Linked DNA regions of Homo sapiens: region 2 is linked to region 1. The links are chromatin loops, found by intact Hi-C in ENCODE. Cell type or tissue: thyroid gland. All regions are shown on one strand. Each heading gives the region's core, and the rest is flanking DNA. Links, peaks and the distances in the headings are about the cores only.

Region 1 (8,418 bases), core at 283-8,282:
GATATGTCTGGATACAGCCAAGCCAAGACAGAAGCCAGTGTTGCTGCTGGACTTTTCAAATTGAGAACCAATGAATTATTTTGTTATGTTCTTAAGCCAAGTTGGATAGAGCCTCCTGTCACTTACAGCAAAGAATTCGGATACCATCTCTATTTAGGGTGTCCCAGGTTTTCTCTAGATACCTTAAAACGTGTTATAAAATTCTCAAAATATACATAAAACCTATAGAGAATTCATTTTAAAATAGGAATATATAAAGGGAATACCAATGTCATTAAATCCCAAAGTCAGTAACAGAACAGAGCAACTGATTAGAATGAGGAATCGTTTGTTTCATGCTGGCTGATTCACTAACGCTTCGCTGTCTAATACTGGAGCTCCAAGCCACCTGTGGCCACTGCCCACGGAGTGCAGGAACAGTGGTGGCTGGTCTGGATGCAGGTGTGCTAAAGATGTAAAGCACACATTAGGTTAGAACTGACTACAAAAAGAAAATGAATGTAAACTCTCTCATTAATAATTTTAATACCGATCACATGTCAAAGAGACAACATTTTGGAAGGATTAGGTTAAATAACAGATATTATTAAAATTAATTTCACCTGTTTCTTTTTACGTTTTGTAATATGGCTGCTACACAATTGTTATGTATGCCTCATGTTATTTTTCTATTGAATAGTGCTGCATAAAAGCTGCAATTGTTACAAGATTCCACTGCATGTTGAGCTCAAACCTTTATTCCTGTCGCTCCTACCCTCGCTGGCTGTCCCTATCTTGAGTTACTATGGTCAAACTTGGAGAATAAAAATGGAATCAAATCCATTTTTCACGGTACAGTCCCTCAGCTATTTAAAGGCAGCTCCCACATTCTTCTCATAACTTCTTTTTTTCTAGGCCAAATGCCCCACATTTTCTTACTCTTCTCTGGACATCTTTTGGTTTACCAAAGATCCCTTAAAACGTGATGCTTAGCATTCTTCCTGGCATACCAGTGTGGTCTCTTGGTATTGAGGTTCTCACCTTCTTGGACTAGACACCCTATCTCTATTTATGTGACCTTGTTGCCATTAACATCTTTGAAAACTAAAGCTGATACCAGTGGTTTTCAAAAGTTGATGCCCAAACTAGCAGCATCAACATCACCTGAGAAGTTGTTAGAAATGTAAATTCTCTGGCTCCTCCCAAGACCTCCGGAATCACAAACACTGGGGTTGGTATCCAGCCATCTGTGCTTTAAGAAGCCCTCCAGAGGTTTCTCATGCATGAATGAGTATGAGATCCACTGATTTCCACTGAAAGCCTTTTAAAAGTCCTCTGACTTTCAGCCAAGGGTTCCTTTCTTTAATGGCTGGATTTGGGGGAGCACATAGTGTAGAAGTTTGCATTTGATCTTGTTAGTGCATTATAACTTTGGCCCATGGTTCTAGCTTGTATGAACCTCCTGAAATACATTTCTCTCTGTGTTGCACCAAATGCTCATTGAATAATGCTGCCTTTGGTCTTTATCTACAGCATGGATACATATGTTAAACAACACAGACCCCAAATCAGAATCACACTTCCCCCCTTGCCTTGGGTCTCATTGTTTCCTCTGCCTCTGATATGATTCCAAGACGCATCTCTCCCACCTTCCAAACTACTTCTTCTGCCTAGTTCTGCTAGGGCTGGTATTTCCATTTAGAGATCACTTCTATGAAAAAAACTGGGTTTGGGGCTGGTCCTCCAAGTTCCCTGTGCAGACAACTGTCCGTGTTTGATTAGTGACTCTCCTCCTCTCCAGCAGTGGTTCTCAATTGGGGTGATTTTGCCCCCTAGGGGCATTTGACAAATTTCTGGACACATTTTTGGTTGTCACCTCTTGGGGTACACTACTGGCATCTAGTAGCTAGAGACCAGGGATGCTGATAAACACCCCTTCAATGCTCAGAACAGGGTCCTCCAACAAAGAATGATCCAACCTAGAATGTCACCAGTGCTGAGGTTGATACACCCTGTCCTGAATTGTAAGTTCTGTCTCTTTCCATCACTGATTTTATTCCCAGTTCCAACAGAGTGCATGGCCCAAAGGAGGCGCTGAATAAATTTATTTTTTTAATGACTAGGTGACATCTCTCTTCCTGGGAGGAAGCATAAGAAAAACTAATCAAGATTACCTGCAGATTTATACTTTTCTGTTTAGGAAATACCTTGTCTGGGGGCTGATATGACGAGGGACCTGTGGAAACAGTTTTTACTGAACTGATAAGCTAGCTTTATAATTAGCATACTCATTGCCAGTTAATACATGTGCTTCTAAAGCACTGGCCACTAAAACATTTTTGCATCTCTAAGTCGCTGAGTGGGGCTCACCTTTTGCTATCTTATCTTCCTACTTATTTGCTGCGTTAATTTTTTTCTTTTTTTGAGACTGAGTCTTGTTCTGTCACCCAGGCTGGAGTTCAGTGGCGTGACCTTGGTGCACCGCAACCTCCACCTCCCAGGTTCAAGCGATTCTCCTGTCTCAGCCTCCCGAGTAGCTAGGATTACAAGCACCTGCCACTGCACCCGGTTAATTTTTGTATTTTTAGCAGAGACAGGGTTTCACCATGTTAGCCAGGCTGGTGTTGAATTCCGGACCTCAAGTGATCCGCCTGCCTCAGGCTCCCAAAGTGCTGGGATAACAGACGTGATAACGGTGCCAGTCATTAATATGATTTTTATTAGTTATGTGAACTTGAACCACTTGAGTTCTCCAGGTTCAGATTCCTCAAAGTGGCTTAAAGATTCCTGCACTTTCTGGAGACCTGTGACGGAGATGATGAGGATGGAGTCAGATAATATTTGTAAGTTACTGAGAGCATTGCTTCGGCCTGTCTCTGTAGTCATCATTTTCTTATTTACTCTTTACAACCATCCTGTGAGGTCAGTAGCAAGTATAATCTTAATATAATAGACTATGAGTTTGAAGCTGTTAGGATAACTAGTTGGATTTGTATCCAGTTTTTCATTGATGAGTTACGTTAACCTGTGTCAATAACTGATTTTTACTGCTCTGAAGAAAAATTTCTCTTGTGGATAAAGCTTTTCTGGAAGCTTCTAAAATATTGCAAAGGCTGTTTTGCACCCAACATTAGTTTCTACATTTTTGCATTCTAATTTGGCCATGACTCAAGATTTCCAGATGGGCAGGGTTATGGAGGGGAATCACATTCACTTTTAAACTGATCATGTTTGAACCCTTGAAGAAAGTCATCACGCATGGACACAGGAATCCTGCATGAGGGGTGAGGCTGGAAGACTCGCACTTGGACCCTTCTCCATGTTGAGTTTTTAAGCTCACTGTGTAGCACCCACATCGGCCTGGAGCCAGATGGAGGCTGCCCTGCTGCTCTTTGGGGAGAAGGGCCTGGCTCAGTGTCTCCCAGAGTGAGGCAAGGCCTGGGAGCCAATGAGTCATTCTCTCTTGGCACGGACTCTCCAGGCTCTTGGGGGAAACAAACAGACTTTGTTGAGAAGGAGCTCTCCTGCCTATGAATGGCCGCTAGTCAACTCTTCAGAGGAGCCCTGTAACCTGTGCCTGCCCGGTCTTCACCCCTCTTGGCCTGGAGAAACCACAATTACTCGGGGGCGGGGGTGGATTTTGGAGCTCAGACCTTTGTTGTCAACATGGAACAAAGATGTCAGACCCTGGCTGGAGAGAAATTTCTTGGGGGCCCATCTGGGGTGTGAGCTTCTGACTCTTGCTTCATCTGTCTCACCAATGCTTGGGCAAAAAAGAGTCCGTCTTGACACCCAATTCCTGAGTTCTCTCTTCATTTAATTCTGCATTTAGCAGCCAGCTATCTCAGGTATCTTGGTCTTTTTTTTTTTTTTTTTTTTTTTTTTGAGATAGAGTCTTACTCTGTTGCTCAGGCTGGAGTGCAATGGCACAATCTCGGCTCACTGCAACCTCTGCCTCCCAGGTTCAAGTGATTCTCCTGCCTCAGCCTCCTAAGTAGCTAGAATTACGGGCGCCAACCACCATGTCCAGCTTATTTTTGTATTTTTAGTAGGGACTGAGTTTCACCATGTTGGCCAAGCTGGTCTCGAACTCCTGACCTCAAGTGATCCTCCTGCCTCAGCCTCCCAAAGTGCTGGGATTACACATGTGAGCCACCGTGCCCGGCTAGGCATCTTCTTAATATTGAAAGTACTCTCATTTCCAGAGTTCCCTTTTCTATGTTTATTCATCTTTGTCTGAGGAACTTCTCTGGTGAACACGCAGTTTTATAATGTGATGTTTTAGAGAATATTTTATTTTCTTGGCAGCTGTTATGAGAATTTCTTAAGGGCAGACACCCACTTTTGGGAGAGGAGAATATTTAAAAACGTCTCTTTGGGAATGGGTGATGGGAGCCAATCTTCCTGGACCTGAATGTGAGAAAGTCCATGGAGAGGGGGACAGAACTAGGAGTTACTCTAGAGAGGGAAGGAAGAAGAAGATGGGAGGTGAGTGCAGGACTGAAGCTGGTGGGACACAGGAAGACCAGCCCCAGGCCCCTGTGATGTACCCCTTCCTGTGATCACAAACCTTTCAGTAAAGTCACTGAACTCAAAGTGTTTCAGACAAGTCGGTTTATTTTTGAAATTCTTTTAAGTAATGGGTTTTTGTTCAGCTTGATGGGGGTGGAATTTGAAGCCACATGCAGGTGCATTCAGAGCTCCAAAGCTAAGAGACATGTGAGGAATAGATGGAGGAATTCACAGCAATTCTGGGGACAGCTCGGGATTCTTGCAAGTCTGTGGAATTAGGTTTTGGACTAATTTTAACCAAATCTCCCAGGAGTGGGGGCCATGGAGAACATCTGAGTTACTTTATTAACATCCCTCTGACAGCTCGCTGCACTGACGTTGCCATTTTTCTCCTTCTCTAGCAAGGAGTAGGGGCTTGGTCTGCATCTGTTGAGGCTTGCTCTGACTGAGGGTATGAAATGGTCTCCAAGGAGGAGACTGTGCAACCAATATGAGGCGTAACCTTGTTTATTAGCGCCTTGGAGCAGGACAATGAACTGGGACAACATGGTAGGCGCATGGTGAGTCTTCCACTCATTAACCCAGATGGAGGTCACAGCTCCATCTTGGCTGCTGCCAGGAAACAATAACTTGTCAAAACTTCAGGTGATATAATAAAAAAAAAAAAAGGAAGAAAAAAAAAAAAACTTCAGGTGAAAGCACCAGGTTCTGGCTCATTGGAACCCAATTCCTAGATAAGCACAGGCAGAAGAGGAAGCTGTGCTTGAATAGCCCCAGATAGGCCAAGCAGATGTTGCAGGGGACTCCTTCCTGCAGAGCTGCAGAGCTGGCTGGGCTCAGCACCCAAACAGGGCCCCTGGGAGAGTGGCTGATGAGGGCCTCACAGTGCTAGGAGCTGCCAAGTGCTTAGCTCTGCCCCCCTACCCCAGAGATGGCTTGGCCTCCCGCCAGCTGAGTTTGGAAGGGAGGGATAAGGATAGGCAGTGAGTCTCACATGGGGAACTCTTGCAAAAGACGCAGCAATGGTTTTGGATAACATCCCATTGTCACAGGCTGCAAAGACTCCAGTGGGGCTGGGTTGTAGGGAGAGATAGAAGCCGGGTGCAAGGAGCGGCTAAGGCACTCCTTTTCTGCACCACCCTTACTCACGGGGAGGGACGTAGATATGAACTGTGTAATCCAGAACAGGTCTCTGAGCTGCCCTGCCTGCTGTGGCTGGGAGAATAATCACAGCCTCCCTCAGGCCAAACAAGGGCCTGCCTGGAACCCAGACACATTCCAGAAAGAAATGAGGAGTCTGTGTGTGCATGGTCAAGATGTGTGTGTGTGTGCTTGTGCACGTGCATTTTGGTATGGTCCACTGTGTGTGCCCTCTGCATGTGTGTGTGTGTTTGTGCATGTGAATGGTGTGAGTGTACGTTCAGTGTGTGTGTGTGTAAGTGTGGGTATGTTTAATAAGCATGTGGGAAGGTGTGCATGATTGGTATCCTGTGTGTACACATGGAGAGTAATGGTGTCCTTTCTTCATGTGCCTGTGCCTTTAGTGCCCTTGGTGTGTGTTTTGTGATGGTGTGTGTGCCCGTATGTGCATGGTCAGTGTGTACATTGAACATGCATGCTTGAGTGTGTGCCCTCTGTGTGTGTGCATGTTTGCCCACATGGTTAGAGATGTATTTGTTTTGGGCACATAGATATATGTCCTATATGTGTGTGCTTCTTGATGCCTCCTGTGTGTGCTCAGACCGTGAATGCGTATGTATACAAGATGTGGACCCCAAATGCATCTGTCATCCTAGTAGGCAGGTTGTATGTGCATCCGATAGATGTGCATGTCCCAGGTGTATGGATTTATTGCAAAACCACTGTATGTGTCTCATGCACATGTCAGTTTGTGTGAATGAGAGAGAGAGCACAGAATCAAAAACCATGCATGTGTTGGTGCTACTAATTTGAGGCATACCCAGCTTGTCAACCACCATCTTAAGCTATTGGAGCTCCTTAGCAGGGCACATAGGACCTGCTCAGTCACAAGCCCTCCTGCCACACCACTGCAGCCTTATCACCTGTCACGTCACCCCCACCCCCCAAACTATTGTCCCCTTCGTTCTAATCCTATAAAACTGCCCACTGATCCTTGAATGGGTTAGGTGGCTCCATGCTTCTGAGCCTTTGTTCATGCCCTTCTCTTTCCTGGAATGCCTCTTGCTTTCTCCCAGCTTTCTGACACCTACTCATTGTTTAGAACTAGGCTCCAGTCTCCACATGTCTGTGAAGTCTCCTTGAACTCGCCATTTCCTTCTTTGTCTTTCAACACATTTTTCTCAAAGCACCTCTAACATTTGAGGGTCTTGTTTGCCTACATGTCTCTTTTCCTATCCACAGTGGTAACCACTAGGGCAAGGACAATGCTATCACACCCCGGGGCTCCCACTAAGCATGCTCTCACCTCACAGCGGCCACATTAGACAGGTGACTTTATCCTGACCTGAGAGATGGGAACACTGTGACGCACTTAGAGACACAGAACTGCTAAGTAACTAGGCAAGAAATCAACTCCGTTTCTGACTCTGGGGCCCACGTATGATATTGTCACACCATTTCCAGGTTGAAATGTATTCTTCCAATTGATTGATTGATAAATATTTATTGAGCACTTGCTGTATACCAGGTGCTGTTCTAAGCACTCAGAATATAGTTCAAAGCTGTCCTCATGGAGCTTACATGCTAGTTCTGGTCCACTCATGGGAAGCTGAAACGGATGATGATGATGATGATGATGTGTGTGTGTGTGTGTGTGTGTGTGTGAGAGAGAGAGAGAGAGAGCGTGCGCGCACGAGAGAGAGAGCAGGAAAGTCCCAAGATCCAACATTATCTTAGAAAAATTGTTACCTGAGAAGTCATTTGTGCAACTGCCAAATTGAGGGGATGAGATAAGAACCGTTCTCAGAAGAGAAACTGTGGCACTCAGAATAATGGTTCCCAAAGATGTCCACATCCTTTGGGAGATTAAGTGGCCAAGGGGAATGAAGGTTGCAGATGAAATGAAGGTTGCTGAGCTAACTTTAAAATAGAGAGGTTCTCCTGGATTATCTGGGTGGGCCCCATGTAATCACATGGGATCTTAAAAATATAAGGGAGGGCACAAGAAGAAAGAGTCATGTGATGTAATTTGAAAAGGACTTACCCACTATGGCTGGCTCTGAAGATGGAGGACGAGGCCAAGGGCTAACAGGCAGCTTCTAGAAGCTGAAGAAGGTGAGATAATGGCTTCTCTTCTAGAGCCTCCAGAAGGAACACAGCCCTGCCAACATCTTGAGTTCGGCTCAGTAAAACCCACATTCATATTCTAGCCTCCAGAATTGTAAGAGCATGAATTTGTGTTGTTTCAAGCTGCTAAATTTGAGGTTAATAGTTATAGCAGCAATCGGGAATGAATACAGGAGCCAAAGTCTCAGGGTAGGAGAAACTGGTTGTTGCATTAAAATAGGATCTAGATGGGGGCTTGATGGGATAAAGGCATTATAAAAGGTGAGGTCTGTTGAATGAGAGTCATCAATGAGCAAGCTCCAGCTGTATACACCCAGATTAACGGTCACAGTGCATGCACACTGGGACTCTGGTTGGCCTCAACTGCAGTGACAGGTGCATTTCACCAAGATATACGGAGTTATTTAAAGGAACACTATGGGCTATTATTCCTGCTTCTAATTTTAGGAAAAAAGTGAGACCACCAGGGACCAACGGAACAGTCACCACTACTGAAAGACGTGTCTCACAATATGAACTTTACCCAGACTCAAACTCCCAGGACCTCTACAGGCAAGGCTCTGGTGATGGTGAGCCCCAGGCCCTGTCCTGAATGAAGGTCAGTCTGATTCCAGACAGACCCCCTCTGTTTGATTGTTATCCCTGCTGCCTGAAAGCCCT
Region 2 (8,418 bases), core at 356-8,355, 64 kb after region 1:
AATGCTAGATCTGTCTCCTGTCCTCACTGATGCTATGTCAAGATTTATTACACACAATCAAGTTTTTTTTTTTTTCTTTTTTTGACAGAGTCTCACTCTGTTGCCAGGCCTGAGTGCAGTGGTGCGATCCTGGCTCACTGCAACCTCTGCCTCTCCCCGGGTTCAAGTGATTCTCCTGCCTCAGCCTCCCAAGTAGCTGGAACAACAGCTGTGTGCCAACATGCCCAGCTAATTTTTGTATTTTTAGTAGAGATGGGGTTTCACCATGTTGGCCAGGATGGTCTCGATCTCCTGACCTCGTGATTCGCCTGCCTTGGCCTCCCAAAGTGCTGGGATTACAGGCATGAGCCACCATGCCCGGCCCAATCAAGTTTTTAATTCTCTAAATAACATTAGGATTTGTGCTAGAACCTTTAAAATATTACTCAAACGAGGGCAGCAGGGATTGGGGATAGGATTTCTATTATTTGTGCTACCTGACTAATTCTGGAGACTTGGACCCAGACTTTGGTGGGTTGAATCCAAAGGTGCAGGGACTTTGTGTTCCCCAAGAGGGCAGGCAGCAGAGCCCATGTGTTCTTTAACTAACTGTGTCTTTGTGTTTGCAATGGCAATGGGAAAGAGGGAAAAATTATAATAATTCTTACAATGATTATGTGCTGGGATCTTTGGCTGGAATGATCCCTTGGAATGAAAAGCTGATACTATCATGCCTTTGCTTACATCCCTTCAGTGGCTTGTTTTCTTTGGAGCCTGTAAAATCAAAGTCCAAATCCTTCCTGTGACTTAGAGTCGCCGCAGTCTGTCTCTTGTCCTCCCTACTCTAGTGTACCCATATTGTCCACGGATCTCGGAATATGTCATGCCTTCTCTAGTCTCAGGGTCTTTGCACAGGAAGTTCCCATGTTATAAAATGCTTTTCCCCCTTCTTTTCACCTTTATAACCTCTACTTATCTTCCTGTTTTATGCTAAAGTCTCTGTCAGAGAAGGCTTTCTCAAATCCTCCAAACAAGTCAGGTCATTTCCCCCTGTATTTCTACGATGCCCATTCTCAGAGCTGATGGCAATCAGTAAAACTGTGTCCCTCACTGTATGCTTACCAGTTAAAACATTGAAGACAATACTTTTGTAATTGTTGATGATTTATTACTGCTCTGAGCCCCCAGTGCCAAGCCCTGACCACACGGACCCTCTTTGGAACATTCCCTTTTGCCCATTCCCCATTACTCCAAAATCAAGCAACTAAAAGTTTATTCTCTGGCACCATAGTGGACTTTCAGACCCCTGATCTGAGGTTACAGCCAAAATCCATTCTGATTGGCCCATATAATCCCTGCTCATATTTCTGCCTTATGATTATTTGTCTCATAATCATGTTATCGAGCAGTGATTATTTGTGTTTTTGGTAACATTCTAAAATCCAGAAAGCAGGGGCGAGTTTTAGAGTATAGTGGACCTGCAACCTGAAATACTCAATATGCACTTCTGTTAACTGCTTGTGTTATTTAATCCTCACAACTCCATGAGGTAAAAGTTGTCCAGCCTTTCTATTTTACAACTGAGGCTTCAAAAGATAAAAGAGATCCATGCTGAAGGGAGAGGAAAAGAAGAAGACCCCAAGGACCACAGGCCTGGGCCTGTGTTATCCCAATGCCATCATCTCAGGATACGATGGGAGCTGCTAGGTGTAGAGATGGCTCTTCTTTGAAGAAACCCCCATGAAATGGTTTCAGGGGAGGTCACTGTGGTTATATCCCAGAAGATTTGCCCTGCAAGTGAAACAGAAGCTTCTCATGGAGATGTGGAGGGGGCTGCCCCGCTGTGTCAGAAAGTGGAGACTCTATGGAACCAACCCCATTATACTGAGATAGGGTTGAGGCTGCTGATGGGTCTTTACCTATTGTAGCTTCCATTTGTATGGTAGGCAGCCGCTAAGATGGCCCCAGATATCACTGCCTTGTGATAGTCCTGTCTTTGTGTAATCCACTCCCCATGAGTGTGGGCTGGATCTACTGGCTCTCTTCTGCTAAACAGATGATCGAAAAAGTGATGAAATGTCACTTCTAAAATTAGGTTACACAGAGAATGTGGTTTCTTTTTTGCTCACTCCCTCTTACTCAGGGAAACTAGCTACCTCTTTATGTACTGCCCTATGGAGAGGCACACATGTCAAGAAACTGAGGGAGTGCCTTCCAGTCAACAGCCAGCCAGGAACTAAGGTGCTCAGTACAGCAGCCTCCACAAAGGACTGAACAATGCCAACAGCTATTTGACTGTGCTTGGAAGATCTCCGTTTAGTTAACCCTTCAGATGAGACCGCAGCCCTGGCCAGCAAACAAATTGCAGCCTATGGAAAGACCTTAAGGCAGAAGCACCCAACTGAACCACCCGAGGGCTCTGACTTACAGAAACTGTGAGCAGTAAGTGCCTATTTTTTTAAACCACTATACTTTGGGGATGGTTTGTTACACAGTTATAGACTACTAATAGAGTTTGTTAAGTTAGTATTTTAGTCTGCTTTTTTAGCTGCAAGATAAAACTAACCCCTTCACATAAACAGTTAGATTGCAACTCTATAGGTTCCGTTTTAACTTTATAGTTAGCTACTAATGAATCTACACATAAATATTCAGATTCCCCTAACACAGAAGAGAGGCCTACTATGTGCAGCATTATGAAATGTGAATTTCTAGATATAAAGACTTTGTCTCATTCATCTCTATACCCCAAGGCCAAGACCAAACTTTATCACATCATAGCTATTTAATATTGATGGGTTGATTTAAACGATCTAATTACTGGATAGCTATTATGACCCACATTTTACTGATATAATAAGAGAAGTACCTAGAGTTTAAGTGATTCAGAGAAAGTCATGTGAGTGGAGTCAGGGCTTTTGCCCAAATTCTCAGGCTGCCATCTGTGTATCCCAGAACTTCCTTAGTGGGTAAAATAGCTCATTACTGACTAGAATGGCAATGTTTTCCTTCCATTGCAACATACTAGCTCAAAATAAGCAGGTGGCTTTTTTTAGAAAAACAGTGTTTCATTAAAGATTGTATTCCAAAAAGGCTTTGTTAACTCCTTTTTTCCCTTTAAGTATAGTGAAATGGCCTCTACCTTATTTTGAATGGATTTCTGGGATAAAGTTCTTCAGTGATAACATGTTTGAAGTAAGTAACAATTAAGTTATCTTAGTCCTCACTAATAATGTTCATAGAGCAATTGGTGTTTCTTTCTGAGTTAATAACAAACATTTGCAGCCAAACCATAGGACTCTGAAGATAAAGCAATTGGCAAGAAACGGTATGTTTAAATACCAGAAAATAGCCCATATCCAAACAGGTGTGCGATAAAACAGTATAAATAAACTGCTCTGTATGCAGTTTAGCCCAAGCAGAATTGTGTAGGAAACTTTCTTATTCTGGAAAAAATATAACCAAACCAGGCCTCTTGTATCCTCCTTAGACTGCACAGCTGGAAAAACAGTTCTTGTTCAAACAGCCGAAAGTAAAAGTTGTTTTAATTTTTTTTAATGGCCAGATAAACAAAACCTTGCTAGAGGAATGACTATACTTGTGCAAATATGGCCTTGAGCTAGAATCTTGTGAAAGACTCACCTCTTTTCAACCTTTAAGAAATATGCCTGCTTCTTTGAATTCGCGATGGTCACTTCATGTTGTGTTAGGATATTTTTTAAAAATGTTTCTGTTGGTACAGTTATCTTAACCACCTGGGTACTTGACTTGACTTACGGCATTAAGAGTATAGATGCCTAAAAGAAGTACTTGGTTTCTATTAAGATCTCCTAAGTGCACAGGAAACATGGTTTAGAGCTCAAAGAGGTTATAAAAACTGTCCATCTTTTCATGCCATTTCTTTCTGGCCAGGAACAAAGGTAAGACAAGAGGTTGGTCCATGCCAGAAAGTCTGAAAGTATGCGGGTTAAATGTTTCCAAGTGTGCTGTTTGGTGTTTGGGATCATTTGTTCTTTGCCAAGCTGTGTCTAAGGGGGGAAAAAGCAAAAACAATGGAGACGTAGCCTAAGGTTCCTGGAGATATCTGGCATTTGACATGCCTCAGTGGTGAGGAGCATTTATGGTCTAGTGAAAAGTAAGTGGTCCTCTGCATTCCACAATCCAAACCCTGGCTAAATCTCTGACCAGTAGGACAATTACCACTTCTGAGTCTCAGTTTTCCATCTCTAAAATGGTCTTCTATACACAGTTATGAAGACTACATGGAAATACATAACTTGTTAGAGGCAATAACACATGAAGATTACATGCAGTAATACACATGCAATAACATAAATAATCTTATGACGATTACATGCCCTGGAATGATTATCTATAGATACTGTGTGCAAAGTGAAATTATACCAAGTGCTATAGAAATAAAAATGGCTGAATAGAGGTCAATTGGTGTGGCAGTTAGGAGCATAGGTTCTGGGCCGGGCACAGTGGCTCATGCCTGTAATCCCAGAACTTTGGGAGGCCAGGGCAGAAGGATAGTTTGAGCTCAGGAGTTAAAGACCAGCCGGGACAACATGGCAAAATCCTGTCTCCACAAAAAAAAAAGAAAGAAAAGCTAGCCGGGCAGGGTGGTGCATGCCCACATTCCCAGCCACTTGGGAGGCTGAGGTGGGAGAATCACTTGAGCCCAGGAGGTCAAGGCGTAAGTGAGCTCTGGTAAGTGCATTAGGTTGGTGCAAAAGTAATTGCAGTTTCGGGCTCTAGTTTTAAGTGGCAGAGACCACAATTACTTTTGTGCCAACCTAATACCACTGAACTCCAGCCTGGGTGACAAAGTAAGACCATGTCTCAAAAAAAAAAAAAAAAATAGTGTAGATTCTAAGCTCAGGCTTGCTTGAAATTCTGGCTCATTTTCTTTGTATCTGAGTAGCCCTGGTGAGTCTGAATTTCCCTATCTGTAAAATGACAATAATAGCAGTACATTCTTTATTCTGTTTAAAATGAAGAGCTCAAGTGCTAGTGTGTACTCATGTGCTTTCTTTGTGAGTTCAAGCACTCAAGACTTCAAATGGTATCTTCCAGAGCTTCTTCAGCTAGATTCTGTCCTCTTCCTCATTTGTCACTCTGCTGGCTGCTCCAGGTCGTTCCAATCTATAAATAACCATTTCAGAGCCAGACATCACTGACTAATATCTCAATCTCTAGGAACAAACATTTTGACTTGTGCCACACTCAGTGGTTCAGAATGATTGTAACCCAATTCTGACTATAACTAGAATGAGATGGAAATCCAGCATTCTACTTGGGAGCAGGATTTTCTCTAAGAAACTACAGCGGATCAGGATAAAAGTTCTCTTTTCTGTTATTCATAAAAGGCAGGGAAAGAGAGTCAGAGTTATGGCTTATGGTGTCGCAAGAATGTTCAGTATCATTTTAAGGATCTCTGTCTCGTTCTCTCTCTCTCTTGCTCTCGCTCTTGCTCTTGCTCTTGCTTTTTCTCTTCCCTTTCCCTCCCCGTGGCAAGTATTATAAATAGGCCTCCTTCTTATCTGATCCTCCCCTAAATGTTTTTCTTTTGAAAACCACAGTTAATTTTAGATAAATGTCGGAGATAATCTCAAATTTGTGTGTAATATAGGCCCTAGTTCTAAGAAAAACATGACATGTCTGGAAGACCTTGTTTTGGCCTTTGTTCCTCTGCTAGTACCACGGCCAATATCTCTGACTTCCCACCCTTTATCTGAGACTGGGTTGTATCTTAAGTCTCCTAACCCCCTTTTCCAGAAGCAGAGAAACTGCCACCTTCTGAATGGCTCCTTTCTAATCCAATAGTTCCCCAGGAATGATTTTAAAGCTAGAAAGGGGCTCCGGGGAGTGAGGGCTGAGTTCACCAACACTGCCCGCCTGAGCAATTTGCAGGATGAAGTGGCCTCTGTCCTCTGATTTTCACAGGCCAGGCCCCCTCTAGATCCATGTGTAGATAACTGCAGTCGTAAATGTTATGCGAAGGCTGCTGTACAAGCCTTTTAAATAAGAGGCTGTTTTTCAGAACCTGGGCCACATTTGTCCTGGCCTGAGTTAAGAGGTAAAGAACATTCCAATTGTGAGCTTGGATGGAAAAAAATATATTTGAAGTTTTTTCTGCTAACAAGGTATGCAGAGGACTCAAATTCCAGTAAACGAAGGTTAAAGACGGGCTGATTTGCAGAATACGGTCATCAACCCCACCCCTTAATTTTTCCATAAAGTGCCATAAAAAGCCACTGCACTAACAAACATTTTGGGAAGGAAACAAGCTCCAGGCCAAGAAGCCACAAGCTTAAATGGAGGGAAATCTGAGCCCTGAGGCACAGTTTCCTGAGCAGAGTCATTACTCAAGAAGGGATCAGGCATTAACAGAACTATCCCAACCCAGTACCAAAGCTAAGGCTTCCTGGGTGCCCTGGGACAGTGCTGGTCAGGAGAAAAGTGCCAGTGTCCCTCACTGGAGTTACACCCTTCACCTTGACTTACAATGTGAAATGAGAGCACATATCCAAGACTCAGCTTACACCTGAAAAACATCTGAAGAAAAACGTCTTGTTTTATTTAAAGGATGAAAAGAAAACGCGATGCAATGAAATTGCAAAAAAAAAAAAAACTCCAGCTGGATGTATTTTTTAAAATTTTTTGTTGTGGAACACAGAAAAATTAATGCTAAAATGGATACAGAAGAGTAAAGTCCCCCCAGAGAGCTAGGCCAACTGTGAAGAAGAGGAATATGGAGGAGGGGCTTATCCTACAAAATGTTAACCTTCTACAAAACCATCATCGTAAAATTGGTCTGCTTCTGGCTTGAGAACAGAGACCAGTGAACAGAACAGAGGCCTAGGAGACAGGCCTTTTTATAAATGAGGACTTGAAATATGTTTAACATGGCTTAAAAATCATGGGGAATGGTTAGATTATTTAGTAGATGGTATTGAGAAATTGGCTCACCATATGGAGAACAAAAACATCTATATTTCTTTTTTTTTTTGAGACGGAGTCTCGCTCTGTTGCCCAGGCTGGAGTGCAGTGCCACAATCTCGGTTCACTGCAAGCTCCGCCTCCTGGGTTCACACCATTCTCCTGCCTCAGCCTCCCGAGCAGCTGGGACTACAGGCGCCAGCCACCATGCCTGGCTAATTTTTTGTATTTTAGTAGAGATGGGGTTTCATCGTGTTAGCCAGGATGGTCTCGATCTCCTGACCTCGTGATCTGCCCGCCTCGGCCTCCTAAAGTGCTGGGATTATCGGTGTGAGCCACCACGCCCGGCCCAATAACATCTATATTTCTATAGTACACAAACGTGGACTCCAGATGCATAGGATATCCAGTATGAGAGGAAAGCTTATATGGTTAACAAAAGAAAATTTAGAAGAGTATTTTTACAACTTAGAGGTGGGGAGAAACTTTCTAAAGACCTAAAATTACCAAATATAAAGCAAAAAAAAAAAAAAAAAAAAGTGTTTGATGACACAAAAGTTGAGGATTTCTTTTTAATGAAAGATTGTAAAGATGAAGTTAAAAATTGAAAAATTGCAACACAATATCTGCAACATTTACAACTGACTAACAGCCAGTATAGGATATATGAGGGTAACCTGTAAGTTAACAAGAAAAGGATCAAAAAATCCATCAGAAATAGGGGCAAAGGGCTGGGTATGGCAGTTCATACCTGCAATCCTAGTACTTCGGGAGGCCAAGGTGGGAGGATTACTTAAGGCCAGGAGGTCAATATCAGCCTGAGCTACATGGTGAGATCCAGTCTCTACAAAAATAAAAATAAAAAGGTTAGCCGGGTGTAGTGGTGTGCACCTGTAGTCCAAGCTACTTGAGGAGGCTGAGGTTTGAGGATCGCTTGAGCCCAGAAGTTCAAGGCTACATTGAACTAGCATAACACCACACACTGCAGCCCGGGCAACAGAGCAAAACCCTATCAAAAAAAAAAAAAAAAAAGAAATAAAAAGAAAAAGGGCTGGGCATGGTGGCTCACGCCTGTACTCCCAGCATTTTGGGAGGCCGAGGTGGGCGGACCACCTGAGGTCAGGAGTTTGAGATCAGCCTGGCCAACATGGTGAAAGCCCGTCTCTACTAAAAATACAAAAATTAGCTGGGTGCGATGGTGTGTGCCTGTAGTCCCAGCTGCTCAAGAGGCTGAGGCAGGAGAACTGCTTGAACCCGGGAGGCAGAGGTTGCAGTGAGCCAAGATCGCGCCACTGCACTCCAGGCTGGGCAACAGAGCGAGACTGTGTCTCAAAAATAAAAATAAAAAAAGAAACAAACAAGCAAAAATAAACAGAGGCAAAGAATATGACAGGTAAATCACAGAGGTAAAAATCCAAATGGTTCACATAATAATACAAAGCTCAAAATCAGGGTAAAGCAAACCAAATCCAATGAGCTATAAGTTTATACTCA

The links. Hi-C counts contacts between places; a loop is a spot of excess contacts. Peaks named below come from ENCODE experiments on the same cell type or tissue, not always from the same donor. Only the 100,000 strongest peaks of a DNase experiment are listed, where the experiment ranks them.
Region 2: a loop joins it to region 1, with 2.4 times the contacts of the local background. A loop is called at or near these places in 2 of 110 quality-filtered maps.

The regions. Positions count from the first base shown.
Region 1 is chr16:79,648,120-79,656,537 of GRCh38, forward strand. No RefSeq gene overlaps it. Among named protein-coding and RNA genes, the nearest start is that of MAF, 52 kb to the left of the region's middle. In thyroid gland, for the core only: no CTCF peak of the experiment used is centred there; DNase peaks (open chromatin) are centred at 1,229, 3,412 and 5,429.
Region 2 is chr16:79,711,714-79,720,131 of GRCh38, forward strand. LOC105371356 (a long non-coding RNA gene) reads left to right here. Exons shown (of 5, transcript XR_001752268.2): 3 at 2,123-2,421; 4 at 3,102-3,174. Among named protein-coding and RNA genes, the nearest start is that of LINC01229, 55 kb to the right of the region's middle. RefSeq lists an enhancer at 1,921-2,050. In thyroid gland, for the core only: no CTCF peak of the experiment used is centred there; a DNase peak (open chromatin) is centred at 4,028; H3K27ac peaks cover 5,326 bases.